2 separate regions of the Homo sapiens genome follow, and region 2 is linked to region 1. A link is a loop called in an ENCODE intact Hi-C map of the cell type or tissue named here. Cell type or tissue: endothelial cell of umbilical vein. All regions are shown on one strand.

Region 1 (8,000 bases):
CATTAAACCCTTCTTAGCTTAGCAAACTTCCTTTAAGGCTCAACTTGAGTACCATCTTCTTGGATGAGTTCTCCTAAACTCCGGGATTCTTACTATGCACATATCTATATTTGGGTACCTAAAATGTATTAACTGCCTTTATTTGTTTATGTGTCTGTGTTCTCTATTAGATTGTGAGTTTCCAGAGGGCAGTAGCTATGCCTTTTGCATTTTTGTATACTTATACATTGGTGGTATTTTATATAGTACATATACTAACATGTATTGATTGGATGTAAGAATTAGTAAATATATTAATATTTATATTTTATAGATAATTAAACTGAAGCTCTGATATGTTAACTGACTTGTTTGAGGTCAACTAAATTGCAGACACAATCAAGGATATCACACTTTTTGGACTTTCGTTGTTTTTCTGATCATACATACTTCCTTTCTAACATGATAGGGTTATTCCCTCTGCTCAAGTGAGTCTTGAATCCGGGAAGTGTTCAACAGGACTTCTAAATTTGATTATACTTATTCAATCTTTTGATTTTTAAATGTGTGTCATTTCAAAGGCTGACTAATAATGTTTGCTAGTCAGTCAGTCATGCCAGAGTCACTGCTTTCTATAAGCTTGGCCTGTACAATTTTTGAATTTCTGGACCTCTACATCTTTGAGCTGCACATCTCTTGGTTTTCTTCGGCTTATGTAAATTATATTTTTTCTGCATACTTTTACTATAATAAATTGTGATGGCATTATTATTATTATTGCTTAACAACTAACTGTTCAAGAAAACAAAGGCTCTTTTTGGCAACTGCTCTACGAGAGTATTTCCTATGTTATCCTTTTCTGTACTTCTCATATGGCCCTTGGGATTCAGAACACTTGTATTTTGAAGTGCCAGCTAAAATTAGGCAGCTGAAATCCAGGAAAGGTCAGGGGTAAATGATAGCAACCTCTGGAATACTCGGCTGGGTTTGACCTTACTGTCTGGGAAAAAAGCAATTGCTAATTCTGGATTATTTTTGTTGGGTGAAGAAAGGGATTACATGCTGAGAGACACAGACAGGTGAACTTCTGCAGCAATCAGTATGCAGTTATTTAGTGCTCATTTCATTTTGCCTCATATTAAAGTTTATCATCACTGTCTCTTATCAAGTAGGGACCTTGCATTTTGTGAATTTCATCTCATCTTTCACATAGAAAACACTCAAAAAAAGCTTGTGAAATGCAATGAGCAATCCCTAAACCTCATTTCAAACTTTCACCTTTGCTAAGGTACAATAATGATGAAACAATGAAGTGCTCCAAAGGCAGGGAACCAAAGAAAGGAAGACCAAAGAGGCCATTGGAAACTATTACCCGGAAAATCAACCTTGGGAAGTTGCATGTCTGTATATCTGTTTCTTCACAACAATGAAACACACAGTCCAGCCCAGAGACCAGAAATGTGGCATTTTAATTGAATAACTTCATACTTGCTTGATAATTGTATATTTAACATAAATAATGTCCACTTGTCACATTTATATTTCTTTTAAACAATCAATTAGTATTTAATGAATTAGTGTCTGTACAGTGAAAAATAAGGTAGTTGTTAAAAAAACTTAAATTTTTATTGGTTTTGCTTACATAATAAAAAATCAGTAACTATAGCCACTTTAGGCAACCAAAAAATCCTCCCAGATATATAATTTTTTACATTGTTATATTACACTTTTATAAAGTTAGCTACAGCATACCCATGTTTTGCTATAAACTGTATTCCTTTGGCCATATGTAAGCTATCAATACTAAAAGGTGTTTGAACATACATCCACATTAGCAGTGGATAATAAGGGAGAAAATAGGTTAAAATCTTTTATAAATCTTTTGAGCTGTAACATCCATGTTAACAATAATTTTGTCTGTTGCTATATTAAAGTCCTTAATACTAGGAAACATGTTTTGAAGTTGAACGATAGCACCTTTTTCTATCTTGGTTTTGAGTATGTAAAGAAATTATAATTGTTTCTTACTTATCAGTATGTTAAAGTTTTGAATCAAACATTTTTTTAAAAAGCCACTGAATGCAATTTTATTATAAATAATGCAAGTATGCTTTTTGTGTGTAGTTTCAAAATTTGGCAAGATAATTAGAGAACATGATACTGACATGGAGAAGGAAAAGGTATCAGGATGTAAAAATTCAGTACATGGTAATAAAAATAATCTAAAATTTAAATAGAAATTAAATATATTAATAAACTGTGAAAATATTAGTGATTCAAAATTAATTTAAAATTGAGAGTCTAAAATGACTTCTATGATAACAGGCCTCTGAAAAAGTGATTGGGATGAAATTAAAGAACAAGTTTGTGGGTGATTTATAAATAGAATCCATATGGTGTGTGAATTAATTATTATTGCTCTTTCTTTCTGGCCACATTGTTGGGTTTTGGTTTACTGTACCATCACATTCAATATTGACAGAAAACAACATTACTAGCTTATTTCCAACATGTGGCCCAGCCTATTAAAAGAAAAACAAAGTAAAAATTTGGGCATATTTTAAGACCGAGTTAAAGCTCTTGGGCCCAATTTATTTCGAAAGTCACTCTGAGAACATTGCACTGTGTTTTGCTGGAACAAAATCAGGACCTTTTGCATTGATGTGACGAGGCAATGACGAACGTTAGGCTAAGAATGGGAATCTGTCCCCATGGGTTTCCTCCAACCCCACCTCATTTCCTCTCTCTTCCGTTTTCTCTTGTACATACTTTCACACACATCTCATCCCAAGCTATCCTAAGGCACTTTGCTTAGAAGATATAAAAATTAGGCAGGAACGCACAAAGCTAAGAGGTTCTTACGGTCTCAAAAAGCAGTTTTGCCTCTAGATGAAAGAAAAGCACCATGTCAAGCAAACTTTTCTATTGGCTATTTACAAAAATAATACAAAAATTAGTAATAAGCTTTACAGGTAGCTGTTAAATGTACTAATCTGTATGATTTTGAAAAATAGTATTTTAACTATAGCATTATACATATGCTAGAAACCATTTTAACCACAGCATGGGTGAGAGAGGGTGCTACCTGCCCCTTTGTCATGTGGACACTGCACCAGGCAGTTCACAGTCTTTATTATGAGGTCACTGGCATCTCTCCATCGTAAAGCTATGAGCACAGGGCCTGCCCTCATTTAATCATCTACATGCAGTGTATGTAGGTAAGTATTTACAGATGACAAAACCAAACAGAGTTTAAGCTACGATAGTGAAAGAAGAAGATTTTAATAATCCTGAAAAAATTGTAGATAGTATTGTCTTCACAGGGTATGTGAATGACAGATTCAAAAAAGTCTTTTGGGATAGCCTTTCAAACATTCTATTTCTCTTTGTGAGGTTTGATCTTAACTGAATGTAAAGGATGTAATAATTTTCTTTTTAAAAGTATTATATTTTAAATTCAGCTGGCACATGTGCCAGTCTGTTACATGCTGCTTGTTTGTGACATGTTGGTTACATATTGCAGAATGCTGAGGTTTGGGCTTCTAGTGAAAGTGTAATGATTTTCAAAAACAGCCTTGCTCTTTCTGTTACTCCCTCCTGATCATTTAAATGTTTCCAGTGTCCGAAAAATGCAACAACTAAACTGCTCTCTCATTTGCATCTAATTACAATCTGATAATAGTGTGATAATATTAATTGAAAAGTTGTTTTAAAGGATTTTAAAATTTTAAATTGAGTAATTTAAGCTTCATTTAAAAGTTCTGTTTTACAGTGACTTATTCTTCCTTTATATCAGAGTCCCATTGATTTAAAAATAAATCTCTTTTTAGAAAGAATAGAAATTCTGAGTGAGCTCATTTTTAAGCCTAAGTGTTGTGTGAATATCCTGGAAGTTGTTAAGAGCTATGTTGAAGTGCTAACTGTAAAAAATTAAGTGCTTTCACGACGAGGCTTTCTTAATTCCCACTGATTTTCTTTCCATGCCGTAAACAGCTCATAAAATGTCATATGTAGCTGTGAGTGTTAAAATAATTACACTTAATATTTTAATAGTGTGCTGTGCAAATACATAGTTTTTTGTTTTGTTTTGGCAAATGTTTCATTTTGTTTTAATGACTTCGGTCCAATATAAAGAAAATGAAATACAGTGAATAGTTCTTCTTTCAAGATGAGCTGTATTTATTACTGGAACGGAAGTTGTCATATCCGTGATCATTAGCTTTGAACTTTAAGCACGACTGCTTTTCCTCCAAGGACTGTTTTTCTTCAAATGACTGGCACCAGCAGCATAAGCATGACTGTACAAAACAAAGTAACTCATTATATGTTAACATCAGTCACCTTTCCCAACTCTTCCTCCTCTCCAGGGTTCTGACTTTCTTTGTATGATTAGGAGTTCTTGGGCCCTTTCTTTCAGTGCTCTTTTATTTTCCCTCTTAAAAGAATATAATCACAGTAGTAGCATATGATAATTTTTTAACTAAAAAAATGCAGAGAAGAAAAAAACCTACATAGTTAAAATTTCTCAACAAGAGAAAGCCACTTTTAATTGATATTTACTCTTGGTTATTTGATAATATTTGATAAACATATAATTCAAGACTTTTCCCCATGAAAACAGAAATATTTGCACATACATGAAATAAATAAATTATACACATGTATATGTGCATGTGCTGGAGAATGTGAGTATAATTATTTTACTGAGACTGTACTGTATGTATACTCCATAACCTTGTAGATACTTTCACAAACACCTCATCCCAAGTTATTCTAAGCCACTTTGCTGAGAAGATTTAACCTGCTTTTTCTCACTTGACAGTGACATAAATATCTTCTCATGTCAATGAATTTAATACTGCTTTCCTATTTTTTCAGCCATGTATTCTCATATCTCTTTTCAATATTGGTAAACAATAAGGTTATATAGTACAAAAGCATCTCAGTTTTCTTCAATTTTTTTCTTGAAGTTTTTTTAAATATAAAAATTTTTTCATTCTGCTTGTCTTCTGTTCATTCTATTTGTAAAAGAAAATGAGAAGTCCACTGTTTTATGTCTTATAAAATGAGGGTGTTGATCCTGATGGAAGTTCTCTTCCAACTCTAAAATTTGAGTTATGAGTGGGCGAAGAATGTTATAGGCTGCCTTAGTGTTTACGCGGGAGCTACGTTCTTAGCTTTCCAGTAGTGAAATACCATGGACAAATGGATGATTTTCACATTAGGGGAGGGGATATTTTATTTCATGTTAGATTGTTGAAGGAGTGAATGAATAGAAGGATGATAAAATGCAAGCAGCTGAAGAAGGAATTATATGTATTTCACATTGAACAGCACATCACTGTTATACAAAAAAGGAAGAAAGAGGTAAAACCTAAACTATTTTTTTTTTGTTTACCTTGCTATTCTCACAGTCCATGTGAAAAAGGAACTAATTTAGTTATAATAATAATTGCAGCTGCGAAGTTCAGAATCTACCAAAAACAGGGAACAGGGCCTTTAATTCATGTTTAGCCCTTATTTTATTATGTGATGCCTATCAGACATCAATGCATGTAATTTTTATTACTTTTTGGTCAACAATTCCATGAGTGTAACTGATTGGCTGAGGCAGTAGGGAGTGGCTGACTAGGATTTATAGGAAAAAACAATTATAGTGATTTACAAGCAAAAGTTGTATTTAAAAAAATCATCCATGATGTAATAAAAGGGAAACTATAAGATAATTTACTAAATCTGTCTGGATAGATATATTAGCAGTTTTGAAAGCTTATATTTGAGCCATATTACAAAGAGCTTTTTATTTTGGGATAGTCTCTTACCTTAAAGCAGTTTTTGAATCTTTTGCTCACCAAATACAGAGCAATTGGGTTAATGCAGGAATTCAGTGAAGCCATGTTGATACCAATATAGTCCAATACCAACAGAAAGCTGCAACAAAATAACCCAAAATGTGTCTGAAAAATATGCTATTCTGAACATGTAGTCATTGTAGCTTCTGTGCTTTTGTAAGGAAAAAAAATGCCAATATACAATGGTTCTAAATTTATCACTCGTCTTTGCTAACAATGATTCTCTGCCTGTCTCTGTCTGTGTCCCCCTCTAACTCTAGCATTTCTACTGACTTTCCTCCATTTCCCCTTCCCAGGCCCAATTCTTCTCTTTTAAAATAAAATCTCATTTGGAAGTACTGAAGCTGGCTGAAAAGAAGAAATTTAGAAAACGCGTTGGAGAATCGGACCTGACATTTTCCGCCTTGGCACTCACTCATCATCTTGACAACTCTGACTCTCTGTACCCAGTGTTCTTCATACCCCCCCTTCCCTGTCCCTCTCAACAGGACCTCAGATAAAAATTGGGAGTCTCCATGACTTCCTAAGGGTTAGAAAAATGGTAGTCTGTCTTTCTGCCTATAAAAAAGATCGATGGAAACACTTCTGAGTGGCATTTATTTACAAAACCATTTCTAGTTTGCCTTTCTTACCTCAAAAGTTCACATCTATTGGGATCATTCTGATTATAAAGAGTGAGCTTCAGAATCCTGCTGAGGTGAAGGGGAAGCCAGCAGAGGGCAAAGACAAGGACCAGGCAAAAGACGGTTTTGGCCACTTCCCGTCTCTGAAATAAATCCATAGTTTGACCCTTAAAAGATGGCTCATTTTACTCATAGCATTCTATCTTCTAAAACGACATTTAATATTGTCTACAAAAAGTCAGTGGCATATGTAAAAACTCAGGACACTGAGCTTTATATGGAATAGTTAATGTGAAGTGGAACCGAAGTGACTAGAGATTCATCTTTAAAAAGTTCTGATTCTCCCTAGATCCTTTTAGATTATATAGAATATCTCCAAATAAATAATATAAAAATATTCTTTATCTATTTAAAACTACCAGAAACAAGAAAAAGGAAATATGCTCTGGTATATAATAATGTTAGTTTATCATCATCATCATCATAATTTTCATATTCATAATTATAAATTCAACCACGAGTTATCAAATATTTGTATTTTCTTACCTGCTTTAGGTGATCATTTAAAGCAATCTGCATGCCACTTTTCTTTCTCAACATTTCACAGGTCATTAGTGTATAAAAAAATGCAGTGATGGCCAATGGCAAGCAGAAATAGAAACTGAATAGCCACCAATCTTTTGCTGTCTTGTAAAACTATAGGGATGAGAGAATTTTTACGATTAATACTCCTCTGTAAGAAAATCTTATATAACAAATGTTAAACTTAAAAAAATTCATCAGGGAATGATTATCTTCTAAATTAGATCCAGTTTGTATATATCATACAGAATCTTTCAGGCCACACTTACTGAACAAATAAATAGTCATGTTAAATAAAACAAATTTTCCCAAAAATATTTCAGTTCTCTAAGACAATGTGTTATAAGCATGCACAAAAACTTAAGTAGTTAGGCAAAATTTGAAATATTTGGTAATTCAATGCTTTGTCTTCACATAAGAAACTTATCCTTAGAGTATTTTTTGTGTGAAATATAACACCTAAATATGTAAAGATAACTTAGTGTTTAGATGAAGTTCTCATTTTTTAGCAAGTTTGTTTAATGGGAACAACAGATACGAAAAGGTCTAGGTTAACCATTTAGCTCAGTAACATATAAATCTAACCTCGCAAAAAGACAAAATCTGCTTTTGACTTATGTCGTATCTCTTATTCTTTTTCTTCTCTGTTATCTTTTTCATATTGCTTTAGATATATCTGTGTTGGAGAGGAAATTATGTAACCTAGGCAGCACTTTTTTTTTCTTTTTACTAATAGGAAACAAGGAAATAGCAATTTCATTTTCAATTTCACATTATGTCCTTGATTCTTTTACTTATCATGATATATACAGTTCATAAAGTTTTATTTAGTCTCCTTATATATTCAATAGAAAATAATCATTGGGAATAGTTAAGCCAGCCCCCTTTGCATTAATGTCTCTTAACTCATTCTGTTGGGAAGAGCCTTTTACACTCAGGATCTATCTTCTGGAAACGAGTATCA
Region 2 (8,000 bases), 130 kb after region 1:
TCATCTGCTAGCCATAGGCAGAGGATTCTTAGGCTCTAGCCTGAGTTCCAAAATAACCCCATGGAAGATGGTAGGCTGACCAGGAACACATACATTGGACAATAACAAAGGGTCAAGTAAATTTGATTGTGTTAAACTAAGAGATGTGCGTGTGTGTGTGTGTGTGTGTGTGTGTAAAGTATAAAATGTAATCATTCTGAACAATTGCTTATAATCTTTATAATCTGGACATTTCATACATCTGATTAAAATCCTCTTATCAGGCATCAAGATGTCACTAGTATATTAAACCCGTGTTATAAACAGAAAGTGTAATGAAAGTCATATTCAGTTTTGCTTTTTATTTTGAAAAAATGAAGCAGATCTTTAGTTGCAGTGTGTAGACCATTGCTTGTATGTATTCTTTTATCATTAAAAAACATAACCAGATAATTATTTTAGCTCTAGTAAAGAATTTCTGCTTCCATAATTTATCTGTTGTTGATGTCATAACACATAAATTTCAATCTTCTTTAATAAATATTTGGTCCCCCAAACAAAAATAATATAATAAAAAATTCAACAAAAATTTGTAGTGAACAAGTAATGCTTCCTTCTTAATTAATTTTTAAAAAATCAATAAGCATGCATTGCTTAAATGGAAAAAGTCAAGAATTTTCTTTAACTGTATTGAAAGGTCCAAAAGTTATAAAATAAGCCCTGTAATTAATCTTTATTAATGAATGAATATAAAACAAAATAGTTTGTGTTTTCTTTACTAAAGGCCACTTCTTTACCATATACCACTCAGAAATATGAAATGATATAAGAAACTTTTCAGAGAACTCATAAGACTACATATTAATGTGAAAGAAGTTTAAGAATCAGAAAAATTGAAGTGGGATAGTCTGATAAATTCAAATATATTTTCTTATATAAGAATGTCAATGGATAAAAGCCGATAATAACAATGTTTTACTGTTACTTAATTTGCCTTTGAGTTTTATGTCCTGATTCATTATAGCCTTGTCTGGAAGGGGAGGTATTGCTTTCACATGGTTTGAAAACTAAATTCTTTGTGATGTAGAGGGTAAAACAGGCAAGTAACAACTAAAGTAGCAATTATAATGCAGTATGATGTAGCCCACTATAGAGAGCAAAAACAATGATAAGGAAGCATGTAATGGAAGAAGCAAGTAACCCAGACTGAGAGGTCAGAAACTACGTTTGTATTAAAGCCCAGGTGCTGATGAAAAGGTGGCCACGTGCAGAGTCAAGGAAGGAGTTTTCTAGGATGTTTCAACGTGGAACATCCAAGCTACAATGCATGAAGACTAAAGCAATTCCATCTTGGATGCAAATCTGCCATGTTGACTTCTGATTAACCTTGATTCTGAGAATGCCTCTCAGATTTCTACTTCATCTACTGTCACTGTAAATTCTGCCCTGAGGTCAAAACAACCTTGACCATACATCCTGACCTTTGGCAGATTCACATAGCATTCTTGCCTTTCATTGAGGGGTCCAGTTCAATTGTCCTACACATTCCTTCCCTATGGTTTATAAGCCCTGAGCATATGAGGTAACAGTGAGAGGATCCACCATCTTGTCTCATGGTCAACTGAGATGCAGACATGGCTTCTGTTCACATGTCCCTATTAAATATTTCTTTCTAAGAAACTGTATCTGTCAGCCCTTTTCTTCAGTGTCTCAGCATCCTAGGCTGTTGGAGGTAGGTTTGTGTAGACCTTCTCACCGCTGGAACAAGGTGTGAACAGGATGTTAGTTCACACAGCCTTATAAGTCATTTGAAGAGCTTTGAGCTTCATCTTAGGAGCACTGGAAAGCTAATAAAGGGTTTTAAGCAGGATAGAGACACAGTATTGTGCTGCAGGATGTTTACTTGTGTAACAGAGTCGGGAAAGAAGAGATGGGCTGTCAGGTTACCAGTGTTGGAACGAATCCAGGGAAGAGATTATGGTGGCCAAACTAGGGTAGTGGCCATGGGTGTGAAAGAAGCAGATTCAAGAGACACATAAGGGTGTCCATTGGATTTAGTGACTTTAGAGAGGAGAGGCAGGAGGTGAGGGCTTCTTTTACTTTCTAATCACTTTTTGAGTGGGTTTCTACTTAACTTTTGAGGTCAGGTTACTAGCCCCTCGTGTGATCTCAAATTGAGGATTTTAGTCCTATCTCAGACCCAAATGAGAAGCAAAAAGCCATCAAAGCCTCTCAATGTGGTCTAACATCTAATCTCTCCCCTTCAACCCAGGAGCCAGGAGACCATCCCAAGTTTGTATTTCAAATAGTTCTATTTTCTACAGTCAATGCTTGTTCCTCATTCCTGCTATGTACCAGAAACTTAGGAGTTACTCATAATTTGAGATGGTGGGTTTTGATGTATTCTGACACATGAAGGTTTTGTGCTATTTTTTCCCTGCTCCCTTCAGATTTACTCTGTGGCCCTCCGAGACTTCGTGTAACAGCAACTGCATTTTAATGCAATGGCAGCTATGGAAAACACAAAACTATCAGTCATTGTCAAATACTCCATAAATGGAGACAGAGAAGGGGTTCAGTTCTCTGTGTAACAAGGACAGAGGAGAAAGGTCAGTGATATATCATGTGGTATAGGATTTTCCCTTAAGCAATCTTCCGCTAAGACTTGCTCACAGTGTGGAAGCTTTTGTCTGCCCAGAGACTGAATTCTAAAACCACTCCTCAACTTAAAGTTCCAAATATTCAACGCTCTGTATAGCATTGGAGAAAGTGTAGAAGACGCTGCAAATGCATTTAGGGAAAAAATTAATTTTTGCCATTCGTGAAGTCCAGGAACTAATATTAACAGTTGTTTAACTTATGAAAAATTAATTAGATGACTTATAAATTATGTATGTGGGAAAAAGAAAATCTGTCAGTGGGTGGTTTGAGGATTCAGAAGAGCACTTAAGTTGATAACAAAAGGTATTTTGTGCAGCAGGTCACATTGGGGTAGGCTTTTATTCTTCTTTTGTGCCTGAAAATGGTGAATACAGAATTGTTCTTATGTAACTCCCTGGTAGTGAGGGAACTAGTCATTCCCATAACACATTTATCATTATGTGTGTGTCTGCTATTTAGAAGTATAGAAGAGAGTAGACAAAAATTTAATGAGAAAGTCAGAGAACTGAAAAGTCGCTAGAACAGCTAGAATATCTGAATGCTGAACCCGTCTGCCTAGCAACATGGCACAACCTCATAATGAGCCCTTCTCCCAGATCTCTTGAGAAAAGAATAAACACAGCAACCCTGGAAGTCAAACTCATACATGTGATATAGAAATTAAACAACAGATCTAATTCTGAAACAAGTTTAGATTTATCTGTATTTTAAAAAATATTGTAGAGCAATGAAATATATTTTCTTAATCTGACTTTTAAAGGAATATTTAATTTATGGTACTTTTTTCTGGTTAATTTTATCTTTTCCATACCAAGTAATATAGGCAGTTGCAACATCCATGAAGAGTTGTTAATTGGAGCACAAGGTACTAGAAATGTTCAATCTCACTTTGAAAGACACATTACAAATATGAATATCAATTAATATGCCTTTAAAAAAGTTATATAAATCTATTTTTGGGAAAATGTTTATTTTGAATAATTAAAAACAAAGGTGATTTGAACTCAAAATAATTTATTCTAGTTTAAATTTTATAATGAAAAGAAAAATAACGATGATTTAGGAAACAGCTATTCTGAGTTAACCATATATTTATCTTCACTTTCAACCTTTGTAGGCATAATTGGAGTCTCTAGTATAAATCAAATAACAATCTTCAATTAATATATCATAGATGATTAAGCATTGTATGAAAGAAATCAAATTCTGATACTCTCTGATTTTCTACAGCTGTTTCCCTTTTACTCTTTTCCTTAAGCTTCTTAAAGAAGAGATATGTTGTTTTCTGTATTTAAAAAAAATAGTGCAATTAACACTAAGCAGCAGTGTCTCAAATAAATAGGAAGACATTGATAAATTTGGCCAGAATTACAAAGACTTCTAAAAGAAAAGTATTAATATACCTATAGGATGGTCTAAAATTCAGAGAATACTTTTCTCCACATACTGAATAATCAGGTAGTCATTTATAATTCCAGGTGGGTGTGGCTTCCTTCATTTTAGGGAAGACTGACTAAGGGCTTCACTGTAGTATTGTAGTATTCCACTGGTTTTCAAGGTAATATTACCCTTGAGATTTTATCTTATACTTAGGATTCTACAGAAAAAAAATTATGCGTGAAAATGTTAACTGCAACTTTATGGTCAACTCTAAGGTCCTCTTTTAATCCACAGATGCCCAAATACTAACTTAAAACTGAGTGAATGAAACATGTCTCATTATATTCTAGGCATCTGCAGTGTCAAATCTACAGAGACAAGTGCACCTGGAGACAAATGACCAGACTACCATAAAACAGAAGCTTAATTATGTTCACTTACATTTTCAAATTATTCCCAACAAATTACCCTGGTAGGTGACACATCCATCAAGCCAAGACTCTAATTTCACATTCACAGTAATATGTTTCTGTAAACTACTGTAATAAGGTTTTAACTAAATTTTCCCCTTGACCTTACTGTGCTGAAATATTGCAGGCTGTGTGTTTTCCAGTTTCTCCAATTAATTTCTGACCTTGGTGCTGCCTGGGCACAATGAGGCAAGTGAAGGGTGGAGATCAGATTTAATTTTGAATTTCCTGACTGCTGCTGGTCTGTATCTCAACTTGAACATTACTTAAACATGTTATTTTTGGTCAATGACTTTTTTATGCAGCACACTGGGCAGATATAATTAAGCAGGCTAAGTTTTGTTCTCAGCTGTCCTCTAAGTTCTTGCATGGGAACTTGGAGTCTCAACAGGAAACACCTGTATGGTGGTTGTATACCAAGCATTCCCAGAGAATTAATATATAACATTGTTCCTGAGCTTCTCAAGCTATTCCCCAAATAGAAATGCCCAGCTGTATTTGAAGGCTGTATTTTCAATTACTAGTGAAAATGCAAGCTTTTAACTTAAAAGTAAACTTTATTATAAAGATCTATTTGGCTTAGCTATATTAAGGGTCAGCCTCATCATTCGTTTATTTCGTCATTCAATATTAGACTTTTTAAAATTCAAACAACCTTTATTGAATGCCTACACTATGTAAGGACTGTGAAAGTATAAGAGAAATCAGACTTAGGCCAGGCGCGGTGGCTCACGCCTGTAATCCCAGCACTTTGGGAGGCCAAGGCAGGTGGATCACCTGAGGTCAGGAGTTCCAGACCAGCCTGGAACTGGTCTGGAAACCATAGTGAAACCCCATCTCTACTAAAAATACAAAATTTAGCTGGGCATGGTGGTGGGTGCCTGTAATCCCAGCTACTTGAGCGACTGAGGCAGGAGAATCGCTTGAACCTAGGAGGCGGAGGTTGCAGTGAGCCGAGATCATATCACTGCCTGGCCTGGGTGATAGAGCAAGATTTTGTCTCAAAAAAAAAAAAAAAAAAAAGGAAAAAAATATGTGTATATATATGTATACATGTATTTGGTGGTGTTCTTGCTGTTGTTGTTGGTTCTGTCTCTCCGGTGGGCCCTGTCTAATACATTGGGGGCCTTTGTCAGTTTCAGCCCCAGCTAAGGATGGGAAAATAGGTTCCTCCCAAGAACTTGCAGTTACAATCTTCTCTCATTCAGCTATAGAATTTGAATTTACTACAACAGAGATGTCCAGATGACATCTAGTTAAGAAATTGAAGTTATCAGGGATCTGTTCTGCCTCCATGGAATATAACAGAAGCAAGCCCAATTCTAGTCAATGATGATACATGTTCCCCCAGACCTCACAGTATCCCTACAGATAAAGCATCAACTCAATAAAAAATTAGGATTTGTATTCAAAACATACACATAACTACTAAAATTCAATAATAATTTTAAAAAACTATATAAGTTGAAAAATTGGCAAAAAAAAATCTGAATAGACACCTCGCCAAAGAAGATATACCGATGGCAAAGAAGCTATTAAGATATGATGAATATTATGTCATTAAGGAATTGCAAAGTAAAACAATGATGCAACACCACTACATGCATATTATAATGGTGAAAATCCAAACACTGCTAACATCAAATGCTGATGAAGATGTGGCACAAGAGAAACTGTCATTCATTGCTGGCGGGAATACAAAATGGTACAGCCACCTTGGAAGACAGCTTGTCGGTTTCTTACAAAACTAAATATAGTCTTAGTGTAAGATCCAGCAATCACATTTCTAGGTATTTAGCCAAATAAGTTGAAAACTTATATTCATACAAAAATATGCACATAAATATTTACAGAAGCTTTATTCATAATTGCCAAAGCTTGGAAGGAAGCAAGATATCCTGCAATACGTGAATAGATAAACAAACTGCAGTATATCCATATCTTACTGAGTAATTACCACTCATGGGTTTCAAGTTACTTAGTGATAAGAAGATGTGATCTGGCTGGGTGCCATGGCTCACACCTGTAATCCCAGAACTTTGGGAGGCCAAGGCAGAAGGATCGCCTGAGCCCCAAAAAAACTTGTAGATAAATGTGCATAGTAGCTTTATTTAAAATATTTAAAAATTGGAAACAATCCAAATATCCATCAACAGGTGAATGGAGGAGCAAATTATGTTAAAATAAAATACTACTCACCAACAAAATGAATAAACAATTGATACATGGTACAGTATGAGTGAATCTAAAATAATTATGCCAAGTAGGGGAAGCCAGACAAAAAAGAAAATGTGCTGTATGATTTTATTAATATAAACATATTGGTTAACATGAGGGCTCATTTATGTCATCATAGGCTTTATGAAAAAACATCAACAGCAAGAAAAATAATTATAGAATGTCAAAATTGGAGAGTAAGAAATAAGATGGAATAAAAATACTATAAATAAAAGAAATGAATATAAATTAAGATCAGCATGGTTGAGTATTTTTTTCCAGTAATGTTTAGGGCATTGTTATACATGGAGTAGGCAAAGAGTTGGATCTAACTAAGTTTGGAGTTTGGTGAGGAGAGTATGTCTAAGAGCAAAGCAGCAAGTGACTGAGGATATATAATAGGAAGTTATAAGCAGAGTTGAAGGAATATAAGCTGAAAGCAGGAAAGAAAAATTTTGAATGGAATTAGGGTCAAAGACAAAGTAGAAAATTCCAGTATAGCCAAAGAATTATTGGAATTTGAGTACTAGAGACAGTGAGCTAGAAAATAGGAAGCATTACAATTAGTCAAAAAGTAGGATGATTACACCTGAGATAATAGAAGGGGTACAGTTATTGGAAACATCAATATTTAGGATATTAGCCTGAGAGTGGGTAGCTAATGTGGGATAGAGGGCAAGATCATTGGAGTAGAGAAGTCAAGGAACTGAGAGGCCAAGATGTTGGAAGAACAGTCCACATAGATACTGAAATTGCTAAGAACGATGACAATCACATAGGATAGAGTGACAGTACTCTGCTAAAAGAAACTTTTAACAAATGACAGGAATAGCCCAGGGAAATGCACAGAGGCAAATCTTAGGATAGAAAGAGCTTCAAAAATGAGGCTTTTTTAGGGAGTAAGGAAGGTAAGCATTTGGAAATGGTAATTATCAGTAATAACGTCTCCTCATCACCAGATTTAAGACGAGGTGACTGTGGGAGGAAAAAATGCTCCATTTGAGAGAGCTGCCAGGGAAAGAATTTCAGGGGAGAGACAGGTTTCCCTCAGATAAGGAAAGTGAAGGGAACACTCACAGGACAGTTTGAGCATATAGAGAATTTCGTTGGTTACAGATGTGAGTACCAAGAAATATTGACAAAATTGTTTAGGAAGAAATCTTGTTTATGTGTGGACTATGAATAGATTTTGTTCTGTAAACTGTGTACTTAGGCAGATGTTTATGCGTAGATGGTTGTTGTGGTTGGCTTCCCATTCAATAAAGACAGCCTCTTTATGCTCAATATTATCAT

The links. Hi-C counts contacts between places; a loop is a spot of excess contacts. Peaks named below come from ENCODE experiments on the same cell type or tissue, not always from the same donor. Only the 100,000 strongest peaks of a DNase experiment are listed, where the experiment ranks them.
Region 2: a loop joins it to region 1, with 6 times the contacts of the local background. A loop is called at or near these places in 2 of 110 quality-filtered maps.

What each region holds. Positions count from the first base shown.
Region 1 is chr13:77,894,058-77,902,057 of GRCh38, forward strand. It overlaps EDNRB (endothelin receptor type B), which reads right to left. Exons shown (of 7, transcript NM_001122659.3): 4 at 7,001-7,150; 5 at 6,464-6,597; 6 at 5,802-5,910; 7 at 1,430-4,277. The coding sequence ends at 4,143. The region is part of intron 6 of EDNRB-AS1 (EDNRB antisense RNA 1); the gene reads left to right. Among named protein-coding and RNA genes, the nearest start is that of EDNRB, 21 kb to the right of the region's middle. In endothelial cell of umbilical vein, no CTCF peak of the experiment used is centred here; a DNase peak (open chromatin) is centred at 4,214; H3K27ac peaks cover 2,716 bases.
Region 2 is chr13:78,027,493-78,035,492 of GRCh38, forward strand. LINC00446 (long intergenic non-protein coding RNA 446) reads left to right here. Exons shown (of 6, transcript NR_047028.1): 3 at 2,430-2,588; 4 at 4,371-4,492. Among named protein-coding and RNA genes, the nearest start is that of LINC00446, 19 kb to the left of the region's middle. In endothelial cell of umbilical vein, no CTCF peak of the experiment used is centred here; DNase peaks (open chromatin) are centred at 4,819 and 6,389; H3K27ac peaks cover 1,436 bases.